Linked DNA regions of Homo sapiens: region 1 is linked to region 2. Evidence: read pairs that join two places in POLR2A ChIA-PET (ENCODE). Cell type or tissue: OCI-LY7. All regions are shown on one strand. Region 1 has its middle 52 kb from the start of KCNK12. Region 2 overlaps KCNK12 (potassium two pore domain channel subfamily K member 12).

The links. Peaks named below come from ENCODE experiments on the same cell type or tissue, not always from the same donor. Only the 100,000 strongest peaks of a DNase experiment are listed, where the experiment ranks them.
Region 1: POLR2A ChIA-PET joins it to region 2 with 5 read pairs; 4 of 35 experiments call an interaction of 5 or more read pairs at or near these places.

Annotation. Positions count from the first base shown.
Region 1 is chr2:47,619,137-47,627,136 of GRCh38, forward strand. It overlaps a transcript of MSH2 not described here. Among named protein-coding and RNA genes, the nearest start is that of KCNK12, 52 kb to the left of the region's middle. In OCI-LY7, no CTCF peak of the experiment used is centred here; a DNase peak (open chromatin) is centred at 4,595.
Region 2 is chr2:47,539,894-47,547,893 of GRCh38, forward strand. The region is part of intron 1 of KCNK12 (potassium two pore domain channel subfamily K member 12); the gene reads right to left. It also overlaps a transcript of MSH2 not described here. Among named protein-coding and RNA genes, the nearest start is that of MSH2-OT1, 16 kb to the left of the region's middle. In OCI-LY7, no CTCF peak of the experiment used is centred here; no DNase peak of the experiment used is centred here.

The DNA.
Region 1 (8,000 bases), 79 kb after region 2:
GTGGTATCTATTTTTTTTTTTTTTTTTGGCATGGTCTCACCGTGTCACCCAGGCTGGAGTGTAGTAGTGTGATCATAGCTCACTGCAGCCTTGAACTCCTGGGCTCAAGGGATCCTCCCATCTCAGCCTCCTGAGTAGCTGGGACTATTGTGACCTACCATGATGACTGGCTAATTTTAAAACAATATTTTTTAGAGATGGGGTCTTGCTATGTTGTCCAGGCTGGTCTCAAATTCCTGGCTCAAGCAGTCCTCCACCTTGGCCTCCCAAAGTACTGGGATTACAGATGTGAGCTACTGTGCCCAGCCTAATGTGACTGGTATTTTTAAAAGAAGAGGTCAGGCTGGGCATGATGGCTCATGGCTGTAATCCCAGAACTTTGGGAGGCCGAGGTGGGTGGATCACCTGAGGTCAGGAGTTTGAGACCAGCCTGGCCACCATGCCGAAACCCCATCTCTACTAAAAATACAAAAATTAACCGGGCATGGTGGTGCATGCCTGTAATCCCAACTACTCAGGAAGCTGAGGCAGGAGAATCGCTTGAACCTGGGGGGCGGAGGTTGCAGTGAGCCAAGATCGTGCCATTGCACTCCAGCCTGGGCAACAGAGCAAGACTCTGTCTCAAAAAATAAATAAATAAATAAATAAATAAATAAATAAAACAAAATAAAATAAAAGAAGAGGTCAGAGTCATGCAGGCTAAAGCCAGCCATTTGACAGTGGAGGCAGAGATGGCAGCAACACATCTCTCTGTAAGCCAAGGAATGCCAAAGGCACCAGAAGCCAGAGAGGCAAAGAAGGATTCTCCCCTACAGGTTTCTGAGGGAGCATGGCCCTGTCAACACCGTGACTTCAGATTTCTAGCCTCCAGAACTGGGAGATGATATATTTTTGTTGCTCTAAGCTACCCAGTTGTGGTGCTTTGTTACAGCAGCCCTAGAAAACTAATACAGAGTTGAAAGCAGCTTCACTCCGCAGCACCCATTTAAACAGGATTTATGTCGTCTGTGCACAGCCAGTTAATGGTCCAACACATCCTGGAGGTTCATCAGTCACTCCAGTCCTGAAAAGCCCTCGATGGAACCTAGTCACCATCAGGACAAGGAGGGTACCTGTGTGTCGAGCCCCACTAGGATCTTGGGCAGAGATCAGGCCTCTGGGGTCAGGGTGGTTAATAGACCTGGACCCTAATCCAGGCTTTCAATATGTGTTCTGCAAAGCCACATTAAGGGCCAACCCTGGGAAATCTATAAGATGCACTGTCTTACTCAAAGTTAATGTGCTTCAGATTAATGTCTCAGCAAAACAGCAGGTTATTATTAAAGGTCACAAACCTTTAAATAAAAGGTTCACAAACCTTCAGAGTTGACTAGAGAATATCTGACTCTATGAATGTTACATCTGTGAATGCTGAGGCTATGGCAATGAATGAGGTATCCTGATACATTCCAGCACATCTGCATCCTACCCTAAATGCCCTGGTTGGTCCTGGATGTGCAGACCTGTCCTCCTTTTCCATGCGTCATGCTTGGGGGCTCTGCTGCACAGCTCTCATGCACACCACCAACCCCATGAAAACTCAGCTCTCCCAAAACCACACCTGGCTAATCTGAGAAACAAATTCAGGTCCTCAGTAATAGTAACACGCCCCATTTGTTCACCTCCTATACCCTGCTCCAGGCAGCATTCCATTTTATCCTCACAATAACTCTGTGAAGTGGCCTGTTATCTCCTTCTTACAGATGAAAACACAGCAGCTCAGAGAGGTTGAGGAGTTGACCCAAGGTCACACAGCTGGTGATGGGCAGAGCTGGAACCAGCCCCAGTCCATGTGACTCCAAAGCTGCAGCTGTCTCCACTCTGTCCTGATGGGAGGGTCACTCTGCCCTCCTCCCAGGAGAGCTGCCTACTTCCCGACAGAGGCCTTTTACAAAATCATAATCCTTGAGAATTTTAGGCAATGTGACGTGCCATGGTTGGAAACCATTGGAGAGGCAAGTCCTTCTAGGGCAGTATTTATGCCTATGAATTCAGGAAAGTCTCAATGCTCAGTTCTGGGTCTATTTTTAGCTCCTCTCCATCTTGCCACTGGCCCAGGAGTGGCCTGAAACTCTGTTGGCCTCCTAGGGCAGCACTGCTGAGCAGATTGGGCTCCATCTATTGAAATGCTCATGGCATTTGAGATGAGGTGCTTTTCCCAATTAATTCTAACCTGTCAGTTTTGATTTTTTTCCTTTGAAGCCCAAATAACAACGTGTCACCTTTCTCGACAAAAAGCCAGCATTGGCGTTGACTTTTCTCTTTGGGCTAGACTCATGGAAGGTGCCAGAATCAGGGAACTGGAGCTTGTTTTTGTGTATATAGGGGAAAAAATCTTGGAGTTACATAGATCATGCAGGATCTATTCCATGGAAAGTAATGCAGCTATTACAATGCCAACGTATTTATTAACATGAAAAGGTGTTTATACTACATTGTGGAGTAACAAAAACTGTGTGTAGTATAATCCATTTTGTATTTCTTTTATCTACTTATCTGTTTTTTTTTTAATCCTAACTTTTCTCCCAAATTAAACATGTATATCAGCTCTTCAAGTGGGGGAAATTTTTTAAAAAAGAAAAGGAAAAGGAAAGAAAATACATACGTGTTTAAATTTATAAGTAAATTTAAATACTACAGCAAATTTACTGTTAAGTGTGGAGCTGTAACAGCAAACCCTGGCCCTGAATTTCAGTGGATACTGGTCTCTCAATCAGTTACAATAAACTTAACATTTGAATAAATTTCTGTGCGGACCCATATTCTATTTATTTAAACTTTTTTTTTTTTTTTCCCTGAGACAGTCTTGCTCTGTCGCCCAGGCTGGAGTGCAGTGGCTCGATCTTGGCTCACTGCAACCTCTGTCTCCCGGGTTCAAGAGGTTTTCCTGCCTCAGCCTCCCAAGTAGCTGGGATTACAGGCACCTGCCACCACACCCAGCTAATTTTCTGTATTTTTAATAGAGACGGAGTTTCGCCATGTTGGCCTGGCTGATCTCAAACTCCTGACCTTATCTGGAACTCTAATCTGCCCGCCTTAGCCTCCCAAAGTGCTGGGATTACAGACATGAGCCACTGCGCCAGGACTCATTTAAACATTTAAAAATTTTATTTTTATTGACATATAATAATTGTACATATTTATGGGGTACAATGTGATGTTCTAATACATGTATACATTGTGTAAAATTCAAATCAGGGTAATTAGCGTATCCTTCACTTCATACATTTATCATTTCTTTGTGGTACGAACATTTGAGATCCTTCTAGCTATTTTGAAATATACAATACAATATTGTTAACCATAGTCACCCTACTGTGCAATAGAACGCCAGAACTTATTTCTTCTATTTAATTAGTTGTTTAAATTTTTAAATTTTGAATTTTTGTGGGTATATAATATGTGTATATATTTATGGGGTACATAAGATATTTTGATACATACATGCAATGCATTATAATCATATCATGGGAAATGGGGTATCCATCAACTCAAGCATTTATGCTTTGTGTTACATACAATCCAATTATACTTTTAGTTATTTCTAAATGTACAATTAAATTGTTATCGACTATAGTCACACTGTTTTGCTGTCAATTACTAGGTCTTATTCATTCTAACTATTTTTTTCTGTACCCATTAATCATCCTGATCTATCCCCTATACCCGCACCACTAGCCTTCCCAGCCTCTAGTAACCATCCTTCCCTTCTCTATATCCATGAGTTCAATTGTTTTGATTTTTAGATCCCACAAATGAGTGACAACATGCAATGCTTTTTTTTTTCTGTACTTGGAGGGCTTATTTCACTTAACATAATGATCTCCAATTCCATGCATATTGTTGCAAATGACAGGATTAATTCTTTTTTTATGACTGAATAGTACTCCACTGTGTATATGTAGCATATTTTCTTCATCTATTCATCTGTTGATGGACACCAAGGGTGCTTCCAAATCTTGGCTATTGTGAACAGTGCAGCAACAAATATGGGAGTGCAGGTATCTCTTTGATATACTGATTTCCTTTTCATTGGGTATATACCCAGCAATGGGATTGCTGTATTGTATGGTAACTCTATTTTTAGTTTTTGGGAGAACGTCCAAACTGTTCTCCATAGTGGTCATACTAATTTACATTTCCACCAACAGTGCATGAGGGTTCCCTTTTCTCCACTTCCTCTCCAGCATGTATTACTGCCTGTCTTTTGGATGAAAGCTATTTTAACTGGTGTGAGATGATATCTCATTGTAGTTTTTTTGTTTTGTTTTGTTTTGAGACAGAGTCTTACTCTGTTGCCCAGGCTGGAGTGCAGTGGCACAATCTCAGCCCACTGCAACCTCCACCTCCTGGGTTCAATGATTCTCCTGCCTCAGCCTCCCAAGTAGCTGGGATTATAGGTGCCCACCACGCCCAGCTAATTTTTGTGTTTTTAGTAGAGACGGGGTTTCACCATGTTGGTCTTGAACTCCTGACCTCAAGTGATCTGTCAAGTGATCTGTCTGCCTCAGCCTCCCAAAGTGCTGGGTTTATAGGTGTGAGCCACTGCGTCCAGCCTCACTGTAGCTTTGATTTGCATTTCTCTGATGATCAGTGATGGGGAACACCTTTTCATATGCCTGTTTGCTATTGTATGTCTTCTTTTGAGAAATGTCTATTCAAATCTTTTGCCCATTTTTTTAGTTAGATTATTAGTTTTTTTTCCTATGAAGCTGTTTAAGCTCCTTATATACTCTGGTAATTAATACTTGTCAGATGAGTCGTTTGCAAATATTTTCCCCCATTGTGTGGGTTGTCTCTTCACTTTGTTGATTGTTTCCTTCACTATGCAGAAGCTTTTTAACTTGATGTGATCCCATTTGTCCATTTTTGATTTGGTTGCCTATGCTTGTGGGGTATTACTCAAGAAATTTTTGCCCAGACCAATGTCCTGGAGAGTTTCCCCAATGTTTTCTTGTAGTAGTTTTATAGTTTGAGGTCTTAAAGTCTTTAATTCATTTTGATTTAATTTTTGTATATGGCAAGAGGTTGGGGTTGAGTTTCAGTCTTCTGCATATAGATATTCAGTTTTCCCAGCACCATTTATTGAAGAGACTGTCTTTTCCCCAGTATATGTTCTTGGCACCTTTGTTGAAAATGAGTTCACTGTGGGTGTGTGGATTTGTTTCTGGGTTCTCTATTCTGTTTCATTGGTCTATATGTTTGTTTTTATGCCAGTACCATGCTGGTTAACAAAACTCTGTAGTATAGTTGAAAGTCAGGTAATGTGATTCCCCCGGATTTTTGGGTTTGTTTTTGTTTTTGTTTTTTGCTTAAGATAGCTTTGGCTATTCCGGGTCTTTTGTGTGGTTTTTTTTTTCTATTTCTGTGAAGAATGTCAGTATTTTGATAGGGATTGCATTGAATCTGTAGAGTGCTTTGGGTTGTATGGACATTTTAACAATATTGATTCTTTCAATTCACGAACATGAAATAGCTTTACTTTTTTTGGTGTTCTTTTCAATTTCTTTCATCAGTGTTTTATAGTTTTCATTGTAGAGATTTTTCATTTCTTTGGTTAATTCCTAGCTACTTAATTTTATTTGTGGCTACTTTAATGGAATTTTTTTTTTCATTTCTTTTTCAGATTGTTCGTTGTTGGCATATAGAAATGCTACTGATTTTTGTATGTTGATTTTGTATCCTGCAAATTTACTGAATTTGTTCACAAGTTTTAATAGTTTTTTGGCAGAGTCTTTAGGTTTTTCCAAATATAAGATCCTATCATCTGCACATAAAGATAGTTTGACTTCTTCCTTTCCAGCCTGGGTGCCCTTTATTTCTTCCTCTTGTCTGATTGCTCTAGCTAGGACTTCCAGTACTATGTTGAATAACAGTGGTGAAAGTGGGCATCCTTGTCATGTTCCAGATCTTAGAGGAAAGGCTTTCAGTTTTTCCCCATTCAGTATGTTATTAGCTGTGAGCCTGTCCCTTGTCTCTAATTGTAACTTTGTACTCACTGACCAACTTTTCCCTGCCCCTGCCTCCCTCATCCCCTCCCAAACTTCTAGTGGTCACTATTCTACTGTCTACTTCTATGAGATCAACTTCTTTAGATTCCAAATCTGAGTGAGATCATGTGATATGTGTCTTTCTGTGCATGGCTTATTTCACTTAATATAATGCCCTCTAGGTTCATCCTTGTTGCCATGAATGACAGGATTTCTTTCTTTTCTAAGGCTGAAGAATATTTCATTGTGTATATATATCACATTTTCTTCATCCATTTATCCATTGATGGACACTTAGGTTGGTTCCATATCTTGGCTATTGCGAGTAGAGCTGCAATGAACTTGGGAGCACAGATAACTCTTTGACACACTGACTTCCTTTCCTTTGGATATATACCCAGTAGTGGGATTGCTGGATCATATGGTAGTTCTATTTTTAATTTTTTGAGAAACCTCCATACCGTTTTCCATAATGGCTCTACTAATTAACGTTCCCACCAACAGCGTAGGAGGGTTCCCCTTTCTCCACATTTGTATCATTTGCTGTCTTGTTTTTTGATAGCAGCAATTTTAACAAGTGAGAGATAATACCTCACTGTGATTTTGATATGAATTTCCCCAATGATTAGTGATGTCCAGCAATTTTTCCTGTAACTTTTGGCCATCTGTATGTCTTCCTTTGAGAAATATCTATTCAAATCTTTTATCCTATTTCTAATTGGAATCTATTCAATTTTTACTTGATTTTCTCTTTAGAAAAACTTAAAACCCACAGAAAAATTGCAAGAATGGTGTACCATTACAATCAATACCCAAATTTCTTTCACCTAGTTGGATTGACTAGGATCATTTTGCCACATGTGCTGTCTCCATGTGGTTCTATATATGTCACCCCTCATCACCTAACACTGTGCTGAATAAATGAATGGCTGGAGTGGCAGAAAGGCCAGTCCTTAAAGGGCAAGGGGGGTCATACAGTGGGCACTATCTGAGGTCCAGTGGGTAGCTGGAGGAGAACCAGAAGCAGACAGACATCACAGGCAGAGAGCAGTGTAAGCAAAGGCTCAGAGGGTGGCCAGTGCAGAACTTCAAGGAGGATATAGATCTGGCCAACAGGATGTGAGAGGGAAGGTGGAGATGAGCCCGGAACTGGGGAGATTCCCAAAAGTCTCAGCTACAACCCAAAAGTGACAAAGTGTAAGGGGAGTGATATCATTTAGATCTGTGTCTCCACCAAATCTCATGTTGAGTTATAATCCCCAGTTGGAGGTGGGACCTTGTGGGAGGTGAATGGATCATGAGGGTAGAGTTCTGATAAAGGGGTTGGCACCATCCTCTTGGTGCTGTTCTTATAATAGTGAGTTCTTGTGAGAGCTGGTTGTTTAAAAGTGTGTGGCACCTCTCTGCCCCCCTCTCTTCCTCTCGCTCTGGCCATGTGAACTGCTGGCTTCCCCTTCCCCTTCTGCCATGATTGTATGTTTCCTGAGGCCTCCCCAGAATCCCAGCAGATGCTACCATGTTTCCTGTATAGCTTATGGAACTGTGAACCAATTAAACCTCTTTTCTTTGTAAATTACCCAGTTTCAGGTATTTCCTTATAGCAGTGCAAGAACAGACTAATAATACAGGGAGCCACTGAAAGGAGTAACGTGAGCAGTTTTGTGCATTTTATTTTATTTTATTTTATTTTATTTTATTTTATTTTATTATTTTATTTTATTTTATTTTTTTTATTTTATTTTGAGACAGAGTCTCGCTCTATTGCCCAGGCTGGAGTGCAGAGGCGTGATCTTGGCTTATTGCAACCTCCGCCTCTGGGGGTTCAAGCAATTCTCATGCTTCAGCCTTCCGAGCAGCTGGGATCACAGGCAAATGTAACCATGTCCAGCTAATTTTTGTGTAGAGATGGGGTCTCAGCATGTTGGCCAGGCTGGTCTTGAACTCCTGGCCTCAAGTGATCTGCCCACCTCG
Region 2 (8,000 bases):
GTGTGACTTGCCCACGTATGAGTACAGTGGCTAAATCACAAGCCCTGGAGTCAAGGGTTTAGGTTGATCCAGCCCCCACTACTCACTGGTGGCTGTCAGCAAGCTACTCGCTGTGCCTCAGTTTCCCCATCTATCAAGTAGACAGCACTGCCTTACAGATGGTTGTGGGGATCAGAGGGGAGGGGACAGCTGGCGGATTTAGCAGAGTACGTGGCACAGAGGAAACACTAAATATGCTTCTTCAGCTCCTTATCAAGGTTAGGCCTCCACAAAGGGTGGAGCAGGGAAGAGAAGGCCTCACCGGGCAGACCTATCTTGGAGAAGATACAAGCAATGGTGCTGAAGTTTCACAACAGTGTCAACCCCCTCCCTCATGTGTGTACTCACAGCTACTCACTTTCCTACTCTGTGCCAGCCATGAGGTGTAGTCACTGTGCCAGGGGGCTGAGTGTCCGGCCTGGGACGTGAGAGGGCATGGGCTCACCTGCTCAGGGTTTGAATGAGACCCCGGTAACCGCAGCAGTAAAGACCCCTCAAATGCCATCTCTAAATTAAAATGGGTGATCAGAAAATAGCAGGTGAACGATAGTGCCCTCACTGCCCACAGAAGTGCCTTCAGTCAGATTTAGCGCTCCATCTTCTGCCTTTCTGAAGGGACAGTGGAAGCATCCATTTGAAGACTCTTCCTGTGTCTTCTGCAAAACCAAAGAAAAGCCATCACTGCCGATGTCTCTCTTTAAAGATCTGTTAGGCTAGGCACGGTGGCTTATGCCTGTCATGCCAGCACTTTGGGAGGCCAAGGCAGGGGGATTGCTTGAGGCCAGGAGTTTGGGACCAGCCTGGGCAACATGGTGAGACTCCATCCCTAGAAACAATTAAAAACAAACAAACAAACAAACAAACAAAAGCAAGCTGGGCATGGTGGCTCACACCTGTAGTTCCAGCTACTCAGGAGGCTGAGGCAGGATTGTTTGAGCCCAGGAGGTCAAGGCTGGAGTGAGCTGTGATTCTACCACTGCACTCCAGCCTGGGCAACAGAGTGAGACCCTGTCTCTACATAAATCAGTAAGATCCATCTGTGCAATTCCTTCCTCCTAGAATTCAGAATCTGAGGTGCTGGTTTCCTGAGGACACTTGTGACTTGCTGCCTTTTATTGAACTCTGAGTGCCCTATTGCCCAGTTTGAGTGTTCCAATGGGAAGTGCAGAGCCACCGTGGCCATTCATTGCTGTAGAGCTGCGCCCCAGTACCTGATACATCCCTCACCCTTTTCCAATTGATTTTTAGCTTCCTTCATCCCTCCCTCTTTCCCTTGTCCTCTTCGTGTCCACAGGAAGCCTGTTGGGAGCCTGCTATGGCAAGTGCTGTGCTAGGACACGGTCCTGCACTCTTAGAGTTTGTGGTTCAGTTATTCCAGTTTCAGCACTTACATTCATTCAAATGCTTTGTGGAAGCAAGCTGGCTTTTAGTCACCAGCAATAGCAATTTCTGAAAATCACCAAGCCACACCAAATATATGAAATATCTTTCTCTAAGGTGGTCTTTAAAATTTGGGCTGACTCTCCTCCCTCTAGGAATGTTCTGATGAGTTTCAGTCTGAAGGCAGGGAGATGGTCTCGGTGACCTCCTGGGCCCCTGTTCTGCACTGAACTGTATGCCCATACATTCATAGGTTGAGATCGTAACACTCCAGTACCTCAGAATGTTACTGCATTGGTAGAAAGGCTTTTTAAAAAAGGGAATCAAGGTAAAACGAGGCCATTAGGGTGAGCCCTAATCCAATATGGCTGGTGTCCTCACAGGAAGAGTGTATTAAGATACAGACATACACAAGGAAAACCACGTGAAGATATGGAGAAGGTGGTTGTCTGCAAGCCAAGGAGAGAGTCCTCAGGAGAAACCAACCCTGCCAGCCCCTTGATCTTAGACTTCTGGCCTCCAGAATTGTGAGAAAATACATTTCCATTGTTTAAGTCCCCCAGTCCGTGGTACTTTGTTATGGCAGCCGGAAGGAGACTGGGGCCGCCTGTTTGCTTGGCTGCAGAAGCCCCACGTGGCTGCACCCTGGCTCATTCTGTTTTCTGTAGCAGCAGCAGCAGCAGCAGCGGCAGCAGGGAGCCCAGGATGCAAAGCTTGGTTTCTGAGCCCTGATCAGGAGGCTGTGTTTATATTTATCCTGCTAACTGCAGGGGACTGTTTATTCCCAGAGAAATAACCTCCTGGGCAGGATAGGGGCAGCCAAGGAACCAGCTGCTTCCATCAGGCCTGCTGGGCTCCTCCAGGTTCTCATCATACCACTTCTGTCGAGGCTCTCTCTGACGCAGCTCTCCTCACTCCACACCAGGCTTGGGCCCAGGGGCACAGCCTGGTCTTCCTGAGGATGCTCAGACGCAGGGACCGACTGCTCCTCACAAGCACCCTGGCACATGCACAGCCCAGGGACTGGAGCCTTCGCAAACAAGTCACAGTCCTAGTCTGAGATTCAGTGCAACACTAGGCGCTTAGTAGATGCTCAGTAAACAGAACAACAAGGATTTTCTTTTTTAGTTTTAAAACATTAGTCTACCCATGCCTTGATAAACTGTAAAATGCCTCTGCCACCCATTCTCCCTTCTTGCTCCCTTTCATGGGAGCTCTGAGGGGAAGGTCTCTGGGGTGGGTTCCAGCAACCCTGGGCCTGTTCTGGGGTCCTGCAGCCAGGTTGGGCTTTCAGGAGCCTATATTTCATCTGGGCCCCAGTCACACTACATAGATTTTTGTTTTATCACAGAAATCACTGCCACACTGTGACCCTTAAGGTCCTCAGCAGGGATGGCGCGAGGTGAGAGTATCAAAGCCAGGTGAGAGCACTCAGATGGCTTCTGCCTTTGAACGTGTGAGAAGCTCACTCATGCACAGCGACAAGCAAGAAAGACATGGGAAACTGACAGGTTTTCATCACTGGCTAGTGAAAACACATTTTATACTTCTGGGCCAACAAATACTTGGGTCAATTCACACATTGGCTTGAGAATGAGTTCTTTTTCTTTTTCTTTATTTATTTAGAGATGGGGTCTCACTGTGTTGCCAAGCCTGGAGTGCAGTGGCTACTCACAGGCACAATCATAACGCGCTACAGCCTCAAACCTCTGAGCTCAAGAGATCCTCCCACCTCAGCCTCCGAGTAGCTGGGACTGTAGGTGTGCACTACTGTGCTTGGCCAACGTGTTCTTTTTTGAGGTGGGAACTTTAATTTACTTGAGCAGATGTATCAACGTAGCTGTGAATAAGGAGCTACCAGGGCATTAGACTGCAGACTCTGACACAACCACCGTCACCACAATAAATAGCAACAACCACCACCACAACAAGCACAGACACCTACATTTTTTTTTTTTTTTTTAGCTTTGATTACTACACTGTGTTGCTTTCCTCACTGAGGCTTATGTGGGGTTTTCTGGTTTTAGGAATCATTTTCACACACGGTTTATTTACATTTCTTCACAACCACCTAGTGAGGTAAGCATTATCCTCGGTTTTTAGATGCACAATCTGAGGCTCAGAAAAGTGCAGTGTGAGGTCACTTTGTGAATAAGTCATAGAGGTAATGTCAGAATTTGGGTCAGAGACTCCACAAGGGCTGACCCTCCTTGCGGTTCTCTGAAGACACTGTAGAAACCCGTGGGAAGCTCTGCTGTATTGCTGGGTGCTCCTGTTCTGTGGCAAGACAACCTAGAAGGTGATAGGGGGTCTTCTCCGAGACATGTGCTCTGCTGGCTCTTTGGCAGAAAGGGCAGAGTCGGGGATCAGGACGGTCATGCAGGCTGGCACTGCCCAGGGGCTGATCTTCCAGGAGCTGGGCTAGCAAGCTCGGGATGGGGGATGGGTCATTCCCTCCTTCTCCCCACTGTCACTATAATTCTGGAGATCTGTAAAAGGATGTTTAACATGTTTAAAGTCTTTGTTTCCCATCCTTCTGCCAAGGATTGAGACATCGCCCACCCAGCTTCAATCCTCATAGCTACTTCTGCCACTGATGGGAGGAGGATTGAGGTTCTTTCTACCAAGGAGCCAGGAGGATGGCTGTCACTGCTCCTGGAAGCAGGGACTCCCAGATGTGGGGATAAGTACGCAGGGCCTGCCTTCCCTCCACTCTTGGTGGCTTCCAAAGGCCAACATTCTAGAAAGCCAACCACCCATGTCTCCTCTCTTTCTATTGGAGTGACTCTGCTGCTTCAACAGAGTATTAAAAACAAAGACAGCCTTCCACCCTGACGTCAGACACACAGACACACGAGCACGAGCATCTTGTACTACCCTGTGCCCCCATTCCCCATCAGCATACACGTGGTGTTTCGGGGATAAAGCTACACCAAAGGAACCCTCCCATACAGGCTTGGTACAGTCTCAGCCTGTAACGCTTCCCTTTCGAAGAGCTGTCCCTCCAGCAAGGCCTCATAACCCAGGGAACCCCTGGCATCTCTGCCGAGGGCATAAACCATATTAGCTCTGAATCATAAAGAATGTTTACTGAGAACCACATTTGGGAAGACCTTTCTCTTTCAAACCCTTTCTTCCCAGGCCCCCAGTGATGGCTAACACCATTGTTCGCAGCGTTCCTACTGAAACACATTGGTCGTGTGTACTTTCTTGTCTAACTCATAGATTGCAAAAGCTATAATTTCATGGGATTTGTTTTAAGCGCCCTTTTCTGGCAGATGTAGGCTCAGTATGAGCACTCTGTAATTTTCCAGCCTCCTAAATGGCCCCCTGGCAGCTTACATACCACATGGTGTAACCCACCCTTTTCCTATCCTGCAGACAACCCAATTACTCACACAGTCTTCACCAGGGCCCTCCTAGGTGGGTCCCCCAGGCTAGGTCCTGTGGGGGATGCAGTTGCACTTATAACAAACCATGGCACATCCTTTCTGAGGAATACTATGCATCCAACAAGAGGGATGCTTAGAAAGTTGATTCTGACATCACATACCAATACACAAAAACAAAACCCAAAATTCATCCAGAAAATAGACTCAAGGACAAAAAAATCCCTGGAGTACTATTTTAGTGGTGAAGCTAAAGGCTTTTTTTCCCTGTCACTTTTTTTGAGCTTCTCTCTTTTTCAAATGTTCTATAAGAAGTATCTGTTATTCGAGTGAATTAAAGACCACTCGTTTTGTCATTATTTTTAAAGGCAGAGTCTCACCGTCTGGGTGGGGAGGGAAGTCATACACAAGAGAGGAGATGGCAAGGTGCTAGGAGGTTAGATCATCACTGGCAGAAGGCAAATGAAGGAGGAGGCTCCATGAAGCCTGGATGATGAAGGTGGGCTCTGAAGAGGGAGTGGGCCTTAGATACATGAAGGGTAAAGGACAGGCAGGGATGCTCCAGGCAGGGAGAATGCTATGAATGAAGACTGGAGGGACAGTTCAGGGTCTTGCTGACTAGTTTGGCTGGAGGAAAGGCTGCAGTGAGGGTAGCATTAGCCACACTTGGGCTTGGAAAGGCTGGGGACCACTGAAATGCAAAGTAGCTTCCCCTGAAAGAAACCAGGGAGGCTGCTGTCAGAGAGTGGACCCTTTGGGAAGCCTGGATACAGATGGATGTCTTTTCCCAATTCAGTCATTTATAAGTAGCTCATATGTCTCTCAATTCCTCATCATTTTCGCAGCACCAACTTTGTGGGGGAGTAGGGGGACTAGCTGTGGAGTCAGGGACACCTGGGCTAGAATCTCAGCTCTGTCACTTGCTGGCTCTTTGATCTGAGAAAGCCATTGAGCCTCTTTTTGCCTCAATTTCCTCATCTGTAAATGAGATGTGAGCTGTGCTCACCTCCACAGGATGCTGATGAGGATTAAATGAGAAGAAGTGTGTAAAATGCTCAGCATAGTGCTAATAGCATGACCACCTCAAAATGCAAGCCATTTGTGCTAACTGATGGACAGCAAGGAACAGAATTTCTAAAGAGAGTAGATAAGAAAAAAATAGAGAAGAGGAGGTCATGGAATATAAAGCCGAGACTGAATTGCACTTAACTTCTTTTTTTTTTTTTTCTCAAATAATTTGCTCAGGGCTGGGGCAGCCAGTATCATCTACATGCTCTCTCCCTCAGGGAGGAACCCATCCAACACTAAACTTCCAGAGAAAGAGGCAACTATGGACAGGGAAAAGCTGTAAATGAAGCAAGTGTCATAAGTTCTTCAGTAACACCCTCTCTCTTATTCAAAAACTTCCAGTGGCTTCCTAGGGTCTAGAACTGTGAGTCCCAATGATCAGGCTTGGAATCCTTTGGGAACTCTGCAGTTATTGCAAAGGCATATCAATCTACTTGGTCACCAATTGTTGTTTGCAACCTTAACTTTCTCCTACATGGTTATGCTATTACTTTCCAAAAATATGTAAATGGTTTTCTGATGAAGATGCACTTAAAAGTGCTACTGAATTAATTCAGAGGACTTTGTGTGTCAATATGCATTTTCCCTATTAATTAACGGATACTGAAAGTACATGTAACTTCCATCATACAGGTGCTGTGAAACTATTCCTCGCATTTAAAGCGATTCTCATGTTTAAAAAGTTGGAAGCAGCCTAAGCAAAATGGCAAAGCCCCATCTCTACAAAAACTACAAAAATTAGACAGGTGTGGTAGCGAGCACCTATAGTCCCAGATACTGGGGAGGCTGAGGTGGGAGGATCTTTTGAGCCAGGGAGGTTGAGGCTGCAGTAAGCTGTGATCATGCCACTGCACTCCAGCCTGGGTGACAGAGAGAGACTCTCAGTGTCAAAAAAATAGTTGGGAGACTTCTGGTTCAAGATGATTATTTAATTACCTCAATTTACCTACTCTCCCTCTTAAGATCCTATTTAAATGATGGTAAAAGGACATAAAGGTGTAAACTAGCAATAACACAGGGAATGGGCAGAGGGTTTACAGTGGAAGGGCCCGAGAAGTTTCAACATGCTTGTGCAAGATGGACAGCTTGAGAGAGCTGTAACTGATGAAGGCAGGTGGAGAAACCCACAGCTCAGAGGGAGTACAGCTGAGAAGGGGAGGGAGGGAGGGGAACTGCCCTGAAGAACCCTGGAGAGACTTGGGTGTGGGAAAGGCCATATAGATAATGGGTAGCTGCCCACCCTCTGCCCCAAAAAGAAAGCCCGCAGTCCACAAGCCCCACCTATGCACACTGAGTTTCCAGTCCAATTTTCTATTTTTAATTCTTAAATGTGAGTGGACAGCCACAGTTCAGACATTTGAGGAAAGCCTGTAAGCCCTCTCTTGCAGCTCCTCCTAGCTTAGCCTCCTTCATCTTCAAGGGCACTGCGGCTCAATCTTCAGATCTCTTCTTTTCTGGCTCCCACGAACACGCCCTGGGACTCTGTGGTTCTAACCTTGACAGCAACTGAAATTACTCTCATGAGGAGTTTTACAAAATGCTAATTCATAAGCCCCCACTTCCAGAGAGAATGATACAGTTGGTTAGGGCACAACCTGGGCATCAAGGCTTAAAAACTCCCAGGTAATTTTAATATGCAGCCAGGGTTGAGAACCACTCTCCTAGGTGATCTTTTCTTTTTCTTTTTGCGTCTGGGTCTGGCTCTATTGCCCAGGCTGGAGTGCAATGGCACGATCATAGCTCACTGCATCCTTGAATTCCTGGCCTCAAGTGATCCTCCCACCTCAGCTTCCAGAGCCCCCTAGCTGACATTGGCAGGGCTTTATTTATTTATTTATTTACTTTTGAGATGGAGTCTCATTCTGTCACCCAGGCTGGAGTGCAGTACCATGATCTTGACTCACAGCAACCTCTGCCTCCCTGTTTCAAGCGAGTCTCCTGCCTCAGCCTCCCAAATAGCTGGGATTAGAGGCATCTGCCACCATACTTGGCGAATTTTTATATTTTTAGTAGAGAGGGGGTTTCACCGTGTTGGCCAGGCTGGTCTCGAACTCCTACCACATATAAGTGGTTCTCACTCCTGGCTACATATTAGAGTTGATATGGTTTGGATTTGTGTCCCTG